2 separate regions of the Homo sapiens genome follow, and region 1 is linked to region 2. Evidence: chromatin contacts called from ENCODE Hi-C data. All regions are on one chromosome and are shown on one strand. Each heading gives the region's core, a stretch centred on a gene start or an enhancer-like site at or near the end of the contact. The rest is flanking DNA. Distances are from core to core; before and after follow the strand shown.

Region 1 (6,458 bases), core at 3,443-5,942, 1.7 Mb after region 2:
TAAGTGTGTCTCGAGGAAACAAATAAAAATAGGTCAGCTTTCAAGTGGTCATGGGTTTGAGCCAGGCTGTGGATCAGTCTGATGCTGAGATCAGATGAGAACACTTCTGAGCAGACTGAAAACCTCCCAGGGACCTGTTCCTCGACACTGGCCCTCATCGTAGAGCCTGCACGCTCCGTGCCGAAACTCCTGCTCTGCCCCCATGAGAAGGAATGTCCACCACCGGATGACCTTGCAGTTCAGTTCATCAACACATTGAGGGACATGGGAATGTCCCAAAGGTGGATGGTGGTTGTCACCGGCTACAAAGGTGGAGTCTCTACAGAACATTTATTGAAATCACATGCAAGTACCAAGCAATTGCTCAGCACAGATACCAAAACAAAGCCACACCAAATGAACAACAACCCTGACACGTCAAACAACTGTGGCAGTGCGACCTCTCCCTCTCTCTGGCTCTTTCCTATCAGCATTTATTTTTTATTTATTTTTATTTTATTTTATTTTATTTTATTTTTTGAGACGGAGTCTCGCTCGTCACCCAGGCTGGAGTGCAGTGGCATGATCTCGGCTCACTGCAAACTCTGCCTCCCGGGTTCAAGCGATTCTCCTGCCTCAGCCTCCCGAGTAGCTGGGATTACAGGTGCCCGCCACCATGCCCAGCTAATTTTTGTATTTTTAGTAGAGACGGGGTTTCTACATATTGGCCAGGCTGGTCTAGAACTCCTGACCTCAGGTGATCCACCCACCTCGGCCTCCCAAAGTGCTGGGATTACAGACGTGAGCCACCATGCCTGGCCTCCTGTAAGCATTTAAACCTCTCCCGGCTGCCCTGTTTCTCTTCCTGCGTTCCCTTGAGGCTCTCCCAGGTCCACTCCAGGCATGGCCCTGGTGTGCCTTCAGCAGCAGAACCTGGGGGATCCAGAGAAGTCACATTCTTGGGCTCACCAGAGACCTGCCAAATCAGAATCTCTGGGGTGGGCCCAGCAAGTGAGGTTTAAACCAGCTTCCCCATGGGTGGAAAGCTTGCTAAAATGCAGACCCCTTTACAGCAGGTCTGAGCTCCTAATAAGTGCCCCGGTTTGGTGGGGGTCTGCACCCCTCACTCACCCTGACCCTTTGCCCTCTGACCCTGCTACTTCAAAGGTCCCACCAGGGTCCTCATCTTGTGGGTGTCCAGGCAACATCTCACCCTGCAGGTTACTCCCTTTCTGCAAATGTTCCCCTGGTCCCACCCTCTACAGCTGCTCCTCTTGGGTCCTTCCCAGTGATCCACTCCCTGCCCAAGAAGTGTTCAGAAAGGGGACCGGAAAAAGCCCCCAGACATGAATCGTGGGGAGGAGAGAGGGGCATGCACCCCTGCTCTCACCAACTAGGAGCCAACACTGCCCACTCCCAGAGACCAGCGCCTCCTCCCACAGGTGAGGGCTTCCCCTCCCACTCCCCGTCCTGATCACCAGCCCCGGAGGTCCAGCTGCAACTCGTTCACAAAGGTGGCCCCCAGGCATCCTCTCTCACCCCCAAGAACAGCATCTCCATCTTCCTCCTTACTGGGAGGGAGGTTATTCATTATTAGGGGCATCCAACATCCCTCACAATGAGCCTGTGGGGTGATCAGACAGCAATATTGCCACCCAGAGCACCCACACTGGAAATGGCTTAATCTCCACCCCAAGGGTACTGCCTAAGGCTCTTCAAATACCCGGAAACATGGTACCTGAGTTCATAGAGGAGCAAACATTTCATGTGGCTCTGGGGAAAACATCGAAGGGCATCAGCTTTATTCTCGTCTGCCTTAACTCACTGGGTTGAGCTATTGTGAGTCTGAAGAGAATCATCAAAGGCAGCACAGCACAGCAGTTAAGGTCCCTATTGAGTCAGGCTGCCCAGGTTGGGAGCCTGGCTGTGCCTCTGGCTAGTCGTGATGGTGGACAGATTGCTTGACTTCTCTGAACCTCAGGATTCTCATCTGTACAAGATGCCGGCAGGATCTTCCTCAAAGGGGTTCCCCCAAGGGTGGCAGGAGATAACAGATGCAAAGCATTTAGAGCAGTGCCTGGCACAGACTCATGCTGAAAAAATGCTGGCTGTGTTATTATGAAGACCCTTGAATTAAACTGTATAAAAATTAAACTATAAGTCTGACCTGATGAGCAGCCGACCAAGTGGTATCCCAAGTCTGTGCGGAAAGGCCCTGAGGTAGGCTCCATCTACCCCAGAAACCTCAGAAATGAAACTCATCCTTCTGAAATAATCAGGCTCTTGGACAGGCACCAAGCCTATGCACCTTCAAGACCGCAAAGGAAAAGCTGTACACCCAGTGAGATCAGGAAAGAGAAATAGACCTTCTGAGTCAACTTAGGGAAGATGGTACAAAAATGATGGCCTCCTTGAAAAATCTGGGAAGATGGTCACTGAAAGCATTTACGATTGGATTTTTTTTTTTTTGAGACGGAGTCTCGCTCTGTCGCCCAGGCTGGAGTGCAGTGGCGCAATCTCGACTCACTGCAAGCTCCGCCTCCTGGGTTCACATCATTCTCCGGCCTCAGCCTCCGAGTAGTCAGGCGCCCGCCACCGCGCCCGGCTAATTTTTTTTTTATTTTTAGTAGAGACAGGGTTTCACCATGGTCTCGATCTCCTGACCTCGTGATCTGCCTGCCTCGGCCTCCCAAAGTGCTGGGATTACAGGTGTGAGCCACTGCGCCTGGCCTACGATTGGATTTTATTTCCTGTTCTCATCTTTGAGAGTGTGTGTGTGATGGGAGGAGGCGATAGTAAAGGCAGGTGGGCCATGCCCTGGGGCAGAAGAACACTGGCTGGAGATGCTGTGCGCAGGCTGAGGACTGGGCAATCTGCCTGCTGCCCTGACAGCCCGGAGAGGGCAATCCCAACCTATATGGCAAGCTCCAAAAAGAAGGCAATTCTTACAAGGCTCTGAAAACCTAAAATTCTAAAGCTATTTTTAAAAACAAGATACAAAACACTACTAATACGTCATTTACGTTCACAAATGAACAAAAACACATTTTTAGTTTGAAAACAAACAGGCCCTAACTTTCAGCACAGACACAGCACTTAATTGAGTGCCAGGCACTGTTCTACGTCCTTCCCATCTATTAATTCATTTACACTCCATGCTCCAAGGTAGGAGCCATTACGCATGGTTTGCTGTGGGGCGGGAGGCAGAGTTGGAACCCTGGCCCTTCCAGGGTGGTTCCAGAGTTGGGGCTGTTAACTATGATGCTGTTTTACAGGAATCTGGGTGACTTCTGAGGGCCGCTTGGCTCTGGGACGGGTGGAGATGGTGCTGGAATCCAGGCACACAGGTAGGGTGGTAGGCGGCGTGCCTGGAAGGTGACCACCTCCTGCCACTTGGCACAAGAGTGTAGCCCTGTCATCTGGGTGTCCCCATGCCGCCAGATTACTCGGGTTGTCATAACTACCTATCTATAACCCAATAAACCCTCAGGGGCAAAGGGCACCACCAGATGCTAAGGAAATCTTGGTACGATCTAAACTGAGGGTGGGGGCTGGAGGTGTCTTACAAGAACTTGCATCTAATTTTTGCCAGCCAAAAGAATTAAAAACTAGATACTGAGAATGTTTCCTTTGGAAAGGCTGCTCCAGACTGTTAGGAATCTGGGCTTTCTGATTCAGTCTCTTGCCTTTCCAGCACCTAAAATCTTGCTGGAGGGACAGTGAGAGAAGAACCCACTGGTCTCTCAAGGTCTACCCGCTGGTGACATGAGTGACTGGGGGAGCTGACACAGCTGTGTCCCTGGGGAACCTCCCGGGTTGGCAATAAAATGGGGCAGTAATGCTCTGACAATCAGCTTGCAGTGGACTGCCTGCGGAACTGGAGATGAAAGCCTTCGTAAAGCCCCAAGCCCTTTTACTGTGTGTACGCGTACCCCTGGCGTCCTCTGCCCCATTTCCCTAAATACCAACCTCAGGTGCCCTCCGCCCACCTCCCGGAAGCTGCCAGGTCTGGGCAGAAAACCAAAACAACCCTTGGGCCTTTGTCTCCCCCCTAAAGGCCAGCTGGGGCAAGAGGGAGCGAGGGCCCGCCCAGGCACCGGCTGGGGAAAGGCTGTTTGATGTAGGGCCACCTCCCGGGGTGAGGATGCAAGGGGACCTCGGCAGGAACCAAGTGAGGAAACTGAGGCTGGGTGGTCTGGGCAGCGCCCCGCTCGGGCTCGGGTCCCCGCGGGGTCTGTGCTCCAGCCACGGGTCTGGCAGACCCTCACGCAGGAGTCCCAGGGGTCCCAGTGGCCGTCCCTCGGAGCCGGGCACCCGTTGTCCTTCGGATCCTAGGACGTGCCACCCCTCGAACCTCAGGACCCGCCGTCCCTCAGACCCCGGGCACTGACACCCCTCAGACCCCGAGCACCCCCGCCCCTCGGACCCAAGGACGTGCCGTCCCTCAGACCCCGCGCACTGACACCCCTCAGACCTCGGGCACTGCCGCCCCTCAGACCACGGACACAGCTGCCCCTCAGAACCCATGCACCCGGGCCCCTCAGACATAAGGACTCGCTGCCCTTCGAGCCGAGCACCCAGCGCCCAGTCAGGCCCCCAGCCGCCCTCAGCCTGGCCCGGCCGCGCCGCTCACCCTGCTGCCCGGAGGAATCTGCCATGGCTGGGAATCCCGGACCCGCAGCTGCGGCTACAGACACTTCCTAGAATCTGATGCAACCGCCGCCCCGGAAGTCGCGCCCCACGCCGGGCCCGTCTTCCGGGACACGCCCGGTCGCTAGGCAACTACCAGGGGCTCCGGATGTCGCCGGCCCGGAGCATGCTGGGAGCTGTAGTTCAACCCAATGGCGACCCGCGCTCCGGAGCATCGCGCGGCCAAGCGTTCAGTGGCCGTGCTGGGAGTAGTCAGCCCAGCCGCGGGGAGACAAGCACTAAAGACTGAGCGTCCTGTAATAGGTGTTTAAGTCATGATTGCGCTAAGCGCCGTGGGGACCAGGCCCAGCCTGGAGGTCAGAGGCGGCCTCGGGACAGGGTGTGCTGGCGAGACGGGATGGTTCCCAGGAGGCCGACCTGGAGCAGGGCCTGGGGATGGGCGGGAAGAGCGCTCCAGGCCTAGGGACCGCCCTGCCAATGACCCTGCGGAAAGCAAGCCACTATGAAGTGTTGCGTGAACAGGCTTCTCCATCTCCTTCTCAGACCCCATTCTGGAGCCATCCCCAACCCCCTTAGGGCTCCTGCCTTCTGTGTGCATGATGTCACCTCCCAAGGATATCCCACCCAAGGTTCGTGCACCCATCCAAAATGAGAGGAAATGCTATTTAAGAAACAGAATTTTAATATGTCAAGAAAAATTATTAGCCAGGATTAGTGGCTCATGCCTGTAATCCCAGCACCTTGAAAGGACAAGGCAGGAGGATCATTTGAGTCCAGGAGTTTGAAGCTGCAGTGAGCTACGACTGTGCCACTGCATTCCAGCCTAGGCGACAGAGTGAGACCCTTTCTCAAAAAATAAAAAGTAAAAAATCTTCTAGTTACTTTTTGGAACCTCATGTCTAATTTCATAATAAATTCTAAGGCCGGGCACGGTGGCTCACACCTGTAATCCCAGCACTTTGGGAGGCCGAGGTGGGCGGATTATGAGGGCAAGAGATCGAGACCATCCTGGCCAACATGGTGAAACCCTGTCTCTGCTAAAAATGCAAAAATTAGCTGGACATGGTGGCGCTTGCCTGTAGTCCCAGCTACTCAGGAGGCTGAGGCAGGAGAATCGCTTGAACCAGGGAGGTGGAGGTTGCAATGAGCCGAGATTGCGCCATTGCACTCCAGCCTGGCAACAGAGTGAGACTCCGTCTCAAATAAATAAATAAATAAATAAATAAATAAAATAATAAATAAATAAATTCTAAATTCTACTGGTGGCTGGAAAAAAAAAAGAAGAAAGAGTTTGTTTACATTTCTGCAAAGATCCTGTAGCATGTGCTGTAACTTGCCCAGGATGTGGGAGGCTCTGTGAGACCCCAACTAATCCCAAAGGAGGGACCAAGTCCAGGACTTAGGGGACGAAGTTCTGGCCAGGTCCTACCATGACTCTCACAGTGCCTGTTTCTCACTCATCACTCTAGGACCATGAGTCACCCAAGCCCAGCTCGGCCACATGCCTTCCTGGGAGAAGGAACCGGAGGCGCCCAGGAGAGTCAGAAGCCTCTTAGAGATAAACATTCGGCTAAGGCTTGCCCTGCCCTTCCTTTCTTGCACTAAGAAAGCCTCCTGACATCAGGTCAGGCAAGCCAGAGTTTGGCTGTAAGACCTGGGGTGAGTTTAACTTCTCTGAGCTTCCAGATGTCTTGTTTTTAAATCTGCAAAGTGGGGCCGGGCACTGTGGCTCACGCCTGTAATCCCAGCACTTTGGGAGACCAAGGCGGCCAGGTCATTTGAGGTCAGGAGTGCAAAACCAGCCTGGCCAACATAGTGAAACTTCATCT
Region 2 (7,003 bases), core at 2,709-5,208:
GTGAAGAGTGAGGGGACCTGGACAGGAACAGGCCTCTCAGGGAGGAAGGGAGGGGCCAGGCCGCCTCCAGCTGGACTCCATGGCCAACCAGCACCTCCAGAAGCAGGACAAGGAGTCAGAGCAGCCTGGACACGGCACAGCGCACCCACCTCTACCAAGGAGGCCTCTCTGACGGCACCGCGGTGGCTGCAGCGGAGTCTCCCGCAAACGTCCCGAGATCTCACTGCAGAAGGCAGGGGTCCACACGGTACTCCTCGATACTCCTCGCGGGGGCCCGCACGGTACCCCTCGCAGGGGCCCCCATGATACTCCTCACAGGGGTCCACACAGTACCCCTCGCAGGGGCCCCCACGGTACCCCTCGCAGGGGTCCACATGGTACTCCTTGCAGGTACTCACCCATGCTTTCTGATAATATGCAGACTATATTGAAAAAAGGTTATCTTTCCAAAATACTGGCCTTTTTGAAACGTGAGGGAAGCACTGCACAGGGCTGAAGCATCCCTTAGTGGCTATTCAGGGAACCATTATCCTGAAGATCTAAACACGGTATGATTCTCTCAGAACGATGTCGGGCTGGCTAGCTTCACACGTCCTCTCCACACCTACCCACCCGGGCCCCTGAAGCTCCCTCTACCCAAGGACAAAAGAACCCTCCCAGGACCCCATTAGCGGCCCCTCTGCTCCTTCACGGCCCATGGGATCTTGCCGTCTCCCCTTATCACTAGGGGGAGGCAACGGCTAGACCACAGTCAGGGTCTCCCGAGCCAGAGTCCTGCCCCCGGACCCTGGGGAGCATCTCTTTCTGCTGGAAAGCTGAGCGAGCGCCCTGCTTAACCTCCTGCCTCTCTGGCACCACAGGTGTAACAGAAAGAGGACATGATAAATACTGTGTCAAGACATCCTGCAAAAGCAGGGCTCCTCTAGGTGCTAGTAACTGGGTAAAGGCCCACTATGGGTTAATTCAGAGGGGCTGGGGTGGGTCATGCTCAGCGAAGCAGGCTGGTGCCAAGGCGGGCCCTGCCTTGCGTGTGCCAGGCAACACTTTACAGAGTGCTGCGCTGAGCCGGTAAACTCCAGGGCAAGTCCAGTCCTCCTGTGCCCAGGACCCTCCGGCGGCCTCCAGCTCCTGCCTCCCTCCATCCTCGGCCCCTGGGGCTCCCTCCTCTCCACCTCCAGACCCCACACCTCTCTTTCCGTGCCCTGCCCTCCCAGCCCAACCCCTACTCCCATTCCTCCTCCGAGAGATGTCACGTCCTCACCCCAACACCCAGCCCTGGTGAGGCCCATTTACAAACTCTCCCAGCACCTGACGCTTAAGATCACAGACCCACCGGGCCGTCACCACACAGCTCAGCTGTCCTTATGTGCTGCCATGTCTACCGTGCTGCCCTGGAAGACCCCAGTGGCAGGAACCACCTGGTTGTCCCCTGCATCATGGCCATCCTGAACGCCACAGTTGGTAGCGCTGGTTGATTAAGTCACATGTACTCCAAGCAACACCTGAGACCCCCGTCGCTGACAACACCTTCTTAAGAGACCCTGGCAGCTCCGAGCCAGACCTCATGTTACTATGCGTTTACCGGTCAACGGGGGTGCCCCTGAAATACCTGCTCGTCTACATGATGGAAACAGCCCAGGAGGCACTGGGCAAGAGGAGATTCTAACGACACCTCAGCACTTGCCAGCACAGGCCCTGCGTGTGAGAACATCTCCTGCCGCTCCCACTTCCTCATCGCGGGTGTAACAGCGCTGCACGCCGGTGCCCCTCAGAACAGGAAGGGCCTGCCTCCCACTGCTCCCTGCCTGCTCAGCACCTGATGCATTCAAAATCAGTCCTACACCCCAGTGGGGTTCCAGATGAGGAACAAGTTCCCAGGAGGCAGAGGATGTCTCCCAGACCACACAGCAAGGAAGGGGCCATCCTGCCTGGCCACCATGCCCCCCTGCTCTCCAGGAGGACACAACAGCAGGGTGCTGGTTCCCTTGTTGCTCTGAGTCTCCTGTTAGGCAGAAAGGAGCACTTGGCTGCCACGGCAACTTGCGGGGACTCACTGTGGTGGAGTAAAGATGAAGAGGTAGAGACGCTGCCATCAGAGGCCGTCCAGGACCTCTGCCGACCCGTAGGCTCCACACCTGAGTCTCATAAGTGTCAGGAGGTTTCCTTCAAAGTCCTCAGAAAAAGCAGCTATGCCCAAAACCTGGGGCTTCATTCTAAACTCAGAAAAAATGTTCTACCTGAAGAATTATCTCCTCGGGAGAAACACCAGGACTTGTGGATACAGTGTTAAGGGTGGGGAGCCCTGGTGACCCCTCCACCACGTCCAGTACTGGGCTGCGCGAGGGCAGGGACCTTGGAGCATCGTGAAAAAGGACTTTTTCCACCCACGGCATGTTCAGAGCCACTGTTGATAAAAACTGTACCGCTCACGACAGCCTGCCCCAGCCCAGCCTCAGTGAGTGACACGGTTTGAATCTGTGTCCCCGCCAAATCTCACGCTGAATTATGATCCCCAATGTTGGAGGTGGGGCCTGGCAGGGTGGGTGTGTGGGTCACAGGGACAGATCCCTCGTGGCTTGGTGCTGTCCCGGTGATAGTGAGTTCTCACAAGATCTGGTCATTACAGTGTGTGGCACCTCCCCACCCCCAACTCTCTTGCTGCTTTCGCCATGTGACGTGTAAGCTCCCACTTGGCCTTCCGCCATGACTGGGAGCTTCCAGAGGCCTCCCCAGGAGCAGATGCCGGCACCATGCTACCTGTACAGCCTGCAGAACCGGGAGCCAATTAAATCTCTTTTCTTACAAATTACCCAGTCTCGGTATTCCTTTACAGCAATGCAAGAAGGCCCTAACAGTGAGCCAGGAGGCCACTCACGCCAGGAGCCCATCATCTCTGAGTCAGTCTACACCAGCTCTCCTGCAATATTAATGCTATAGAAGAAACTGCCAGGCAACTCTCAGGAGAGAATTCAGAGCAGGAAAGGTTCTCTGAAGTTCCTGGCGCCTATCCTCTCATTTGCAAATGAAGAAACTGAGGTTTTGCACGGTGGCCACTAACCGGGGACACAATTGGGCCCAAGAAGTGGTCACCACTGCCCTCACTCTGTGTAAATGAGAAAGAGGAAACAGCCATCATCTATGGGACCAACTAGAGTGCAGGCCCGCCTCCACCTGGGGGGCCATCAGGGTGCGGGACCCGCCTCCACCTGGGGGGGCCATCAGGGTGCGGGGCCCGCCTCCATCTAGGGTGCCATCAGGGTGCGGGACCCGCCTCCACCTGGGGGGCCATCAGGGAGCAGGGCCCGCATCCATCTAGGGGACCATTAGGGTTCAGGGCCCGCCTCCACCTGGGGGACCATTAGGGTGCGGGGCCCTCCTCCATTCGGGAGTCAGAGCTCGGGGCCGCCTCCATCTGGGCACCGGGCCCTCCTCCATCTGGAGACCATTGGGGAGCGGGGCCTGCCTCCCTCTGGGGCACCATGGGGCACGGGGCCCGCCTCCATCTGGGGCTCACAACGGGCGCAGGCCCCCTCCCCCGGGGCTGCCTCCCCAAAGCTCTGCCCCGGCACGGCGGTGAGCTCAAGCCTCCTGCAGCGTGGGCGCGTCCGTCCGGCCCGCCCCGCCCCGAGGTGTGGACGCCGCCGCTCCCCTCCGGCCGGCCAGGCGCCCCGCGTGCCCCGGGAGAGCCGCGGAGTCGGCCCGCCAGCCGCAGCTGAGCAGTAGCCCTGACCCAAGGCCCCGCCCGCAACCGCAGGTCACCGCCCCCGCCCGACCCTCGCCCGGCTGCCTCACCGGCCCGCGCTGAGTGCTGACGGTGGTCGCCATGGTGCTGCGGCGGCCCCCGTGGCTCGCCGACCCGACAGTGACGCGCCGGGCGACCTCCTGCGCCCCCGCCGGAGCCTGCGACGGAGACAGTTGTCACCTCGAGGCCGCCGCCGCCACAGTCAGCTGACAGCCGCCGCGCCCCGCCCCCGGCACCGCCCCACTGCGCAGGCGCCGCGCCAGGCACCGCCCCTTCCGGCTCTCGCGCGCACGCGCGCTCCAGGGTAGGGCAGGCGCAGCCTCTCGCCCGGCGCCTGCGCACCTGCTCTCTCCTCGAGCCCTGCAGCCCGGCGAAATGGCTCCCGGCGGGGCCGTTTGCGCATGCCCAGTCATGACGGTTGTCGGCGCGGGCCCTAGCGTGGCGGCGCTGCAGTCTGGGCAGTGGGTTGGTTCCTCCTCGGTCCTCTGTCGAGTGGCGACAGGGCCTAGCCACCTGGCGGGGGTGACCTTCGGACGTGCGACCCGCTCGGAGAAGGGAGGGAACTGTGGCCCGCAACAAAGCAGTGACAGGCCCGACATCCCCTGCAGGGCGATCTTTCCCTCAGCTGCCTGCCGGAGGAAGGGCCTTTCTGTTTCACAGGGCTAAAGATGGGGCGCGGTTCCTCCACGGGGCGGCTGCCGGGTGAACGGAACGGGGATGGAGGCGCTGCCAGAAGAGCCCGAGCTCGAGCCCGCCCTGCCCTCGGCCTCCCCGCCGCGCCGCTCCGCAGGAGCCCCGCTCCTCTCCTGCTCGCTCCGGAGAACCCCAGTCCGGCCTGACCTCGGCCCTCGCGGTCAGGCGCTCCAACCAGAGCGACTCCAGCTCGAACAGCGCTGGGTAAACTGAGGCTGAACCCCGCTGGCTGCATCCCCAGGAGTCGGGCGTTTACGGTCACGGGAACAGGTTAATAAACTTTTACGCAGCAGACCCGGAACTTAGGTCCCGATGTCCGGGTATCTTAAGAACAAGAAGCATTCTTAGTTGAAGTTTCGCTTTAAAGATAATGATACAGATGCTTGCGGAGGACAGGCGTTATGCAAAGATTGGCAATCCTTTGACGAGCCCAGGTAGTACAGCACGTCTCCCCCGTGATGTTTTTTGGCTTTTATCTTACATATAAACAAGCGTACCCAGGTGGACGCCTTCCTCCTCGTGCTTTTGGGAACACCCTGCTCTATGGAGTAGCCATTCTTTTATTCCTTCACTGCCTTAATAAACTTGCTTTCACTTTACTCTGTGGACTGGCCTGGAATTCTTTCTTCCACAAGATCCACGAATCCTCTTTTGGGGTCTGGATCAGGACCCTTTTCCGGTAACACAACCACTCCACTAAAAACTCTTTGTCAGTGATCTCTATATTGTTAGTGGTCAGTTCTCAGTCCTCGTCCTCCGGGAACTACAGCAAAATCGATAGTCATTCTTGCTACACATGCTTTCTTCACTCCCCATCCAGGACACCATGTGCTCTCACTTTCCTCTTATCCCAAAGACCACATCTTTGGGTCTCGGTTACCAGTCTCTCCTTTTAAAACCGGCAGCCTGGCCGCTTGCCTGTTTTGATGGGGTGTAGAGAAAAAGAACGAAAGCCCCTTCCTCAAGTTGTAGCTTAACATCCAGCCAATCCACAGCACAAGACCCAAGAAGCTATTAACCACAAGTTCCTGCTTTGGGGGCCTAGGGACTTCCCCGGGCCCCACATGTGCAGTTAGACTTATACTTCAACTATTGTTACCCCTTCCTCATTTTCACGCTAAAAATCACACCTAGGGGTAGAGATTTAAAATGTGAATGTTGCATGCAATGCATGAAGAAGCATGCAAAGCTACTGAGAAGCACTAGACAAACCCCTCCTATCCATGCCTGGACCAATCCCTTCCCTGTGAAACTAACCCACGTGCCACCCCCTGGCGGCGGGGCCCCCCACCGTTTTCCTTTCATGGTGCTGACTTCCTTGTGCACAAGCTAAATAAAGATTTCTCTTTCTCCTCGCTGCTATGTCTGCTGATCTCTCTTTATTTCTATCCTGGGAGATTACAAGATGCCAGGGCACACTGGTAACACTTTGACTCCTTAACATCGGAGTGCCTTACCTCAGGGCTCAGTCCTTGCACATCTTTTCTATCTACATCCTCAGTGAGCTCATCCAGTTCCATTCCTTTAAATGCCATCCATATGCTGATGATCCTAAAATCTGTATCTCCCACCAGGACCTCCGCTAAACACTAGATTCAGCTCTTGCCTTAATATTATTCCCCTATGGGGTGGACAGGTTGTAAGGTAGACATATGATCCCTGCCTCCTGGTGTTCACATCCTTGAATAATCCTCTTGTCTTGAGGGTGGACAGAGCCTGTGGCTTGCTTTTAAACAACAGAATATGGCAGTGGTGATGGGATGTCCCTCCCATGATTACCTGATGTTATAAAAGACTCCATCTTGCTCTCAGACTTATTCTCAAGGGTCTCTCAGCTGCTGGCTTTGAAGAGGCGAGGTGCCATAATTCCTACAACTTCAAGGAAACAAATTCTGCCAGGAATCTGAGGGGGCTTTGATCCTTCCCCAGTCAAGCCTCCAGATGAGAATGCAACCCAGCTGACAACTTAATTATAGCCTCGTAAGACCCAAGAATAAGCCAGCTAAGCTGTGCCTGAACTCCTACCCCACAAAAACTCTGAGATAAGTGTGTGTTGTTTTAAGCCACTAAGCTTACAGCCACGTGATCTGACTTAAGCATTATTAGAATTCCAGAAGAAAAAAGGAGAATGAGGCAGAAAATCTGAAGAAATAATGGCCAATAATTCTCCAAGTTAATGGTAGGCACCAAACAAAATATTTAGGAAGCAATGGATTCCAAACAAATAAACAAAACACTTAGTCAGGTCATATTCACACTGCTGATAACAGAAAGCAAGGAGAAACTCTTAAAAGCAGACAGAGGAAAATGACACATTACATCCAGAAGAATGAAGATTAGAATAGCAGACTTCTCATTGGAAAGAAGGTAAGTCATGTGAATGGAGTGACATCTTTAAAGTGCTAACAGAAAAAAAATTATATGTCAATTGAAATTTCTTGCAAAATGATATGGCGATGTATTTCAGAACAGTGGTTATCTATGTGTGTTGGAAGTGAGGGACTGGAGATTGACTAGACAGGACCATGAGGGAACTTTCTGGGGTGGTAGAAAGATTATATACCTTGA

The links. Hi-C counts contacts between places; a loop is a spot of excess contacts on that map. Pooled maps may share reads with other maps.
Region 1: a loop to region 2 is called in a map of naive thymus-derived CD4-positive, alpha-beta T cell, with 29 times the contacts of the local background. The contact joins the promoter of CARS1 here to the promoter of TOLLIP in region 2. A Hi-C loop is called at or near these places in 1 of 168 maps with a recorded cell type or tissue (naive thymus-derived CD4-positive, alpha-beta T cell), 1 of 37 single-sample maps with no recorded cell type and 7 of 50 pooled maps.

The regions. Positions count from the first base shown.
Region 1 is chr11:3,052,731-3,059,188 of GRCh38, forward strand. CARS1 (cysteinyl-tRNA synthetase 1) reads right to left here and starts at 4,693. Exons shown (of 23, transcript NM_001014437.3): 1 at 4,613-4,693. The coding sequence starts at 4,637. LOC124902615 (a long non-coding RNA gene) reads left to right here and starts at 5,894. Exons shown (of 2, transcript XR_007062555.1): 1 at 5,894-6,288. RefSeq lists an enhancer at 4,347-4,879.
Region 2 is chr11:1,305,674-1,312,676 of GRCh38, forward strand. It overlaps TOLLIP (toll interacting protein), which reads right to left and starts at 3,959. Exons shown (of 6, transcript NM_019009.4): 1 at 3,793-3,959. The coding sequence starts at 3,825. TOLLIP-DT (TOLLIP divergent transcript) reads left to right here and starts at 4,035. Exons shown (of 1, transcript NR_029409.1): 1 at 4,035-5,034. RefSeq lists silencers at 3,415-4,124, 5,650-5,779 and an enhancer at 4,355-5,116.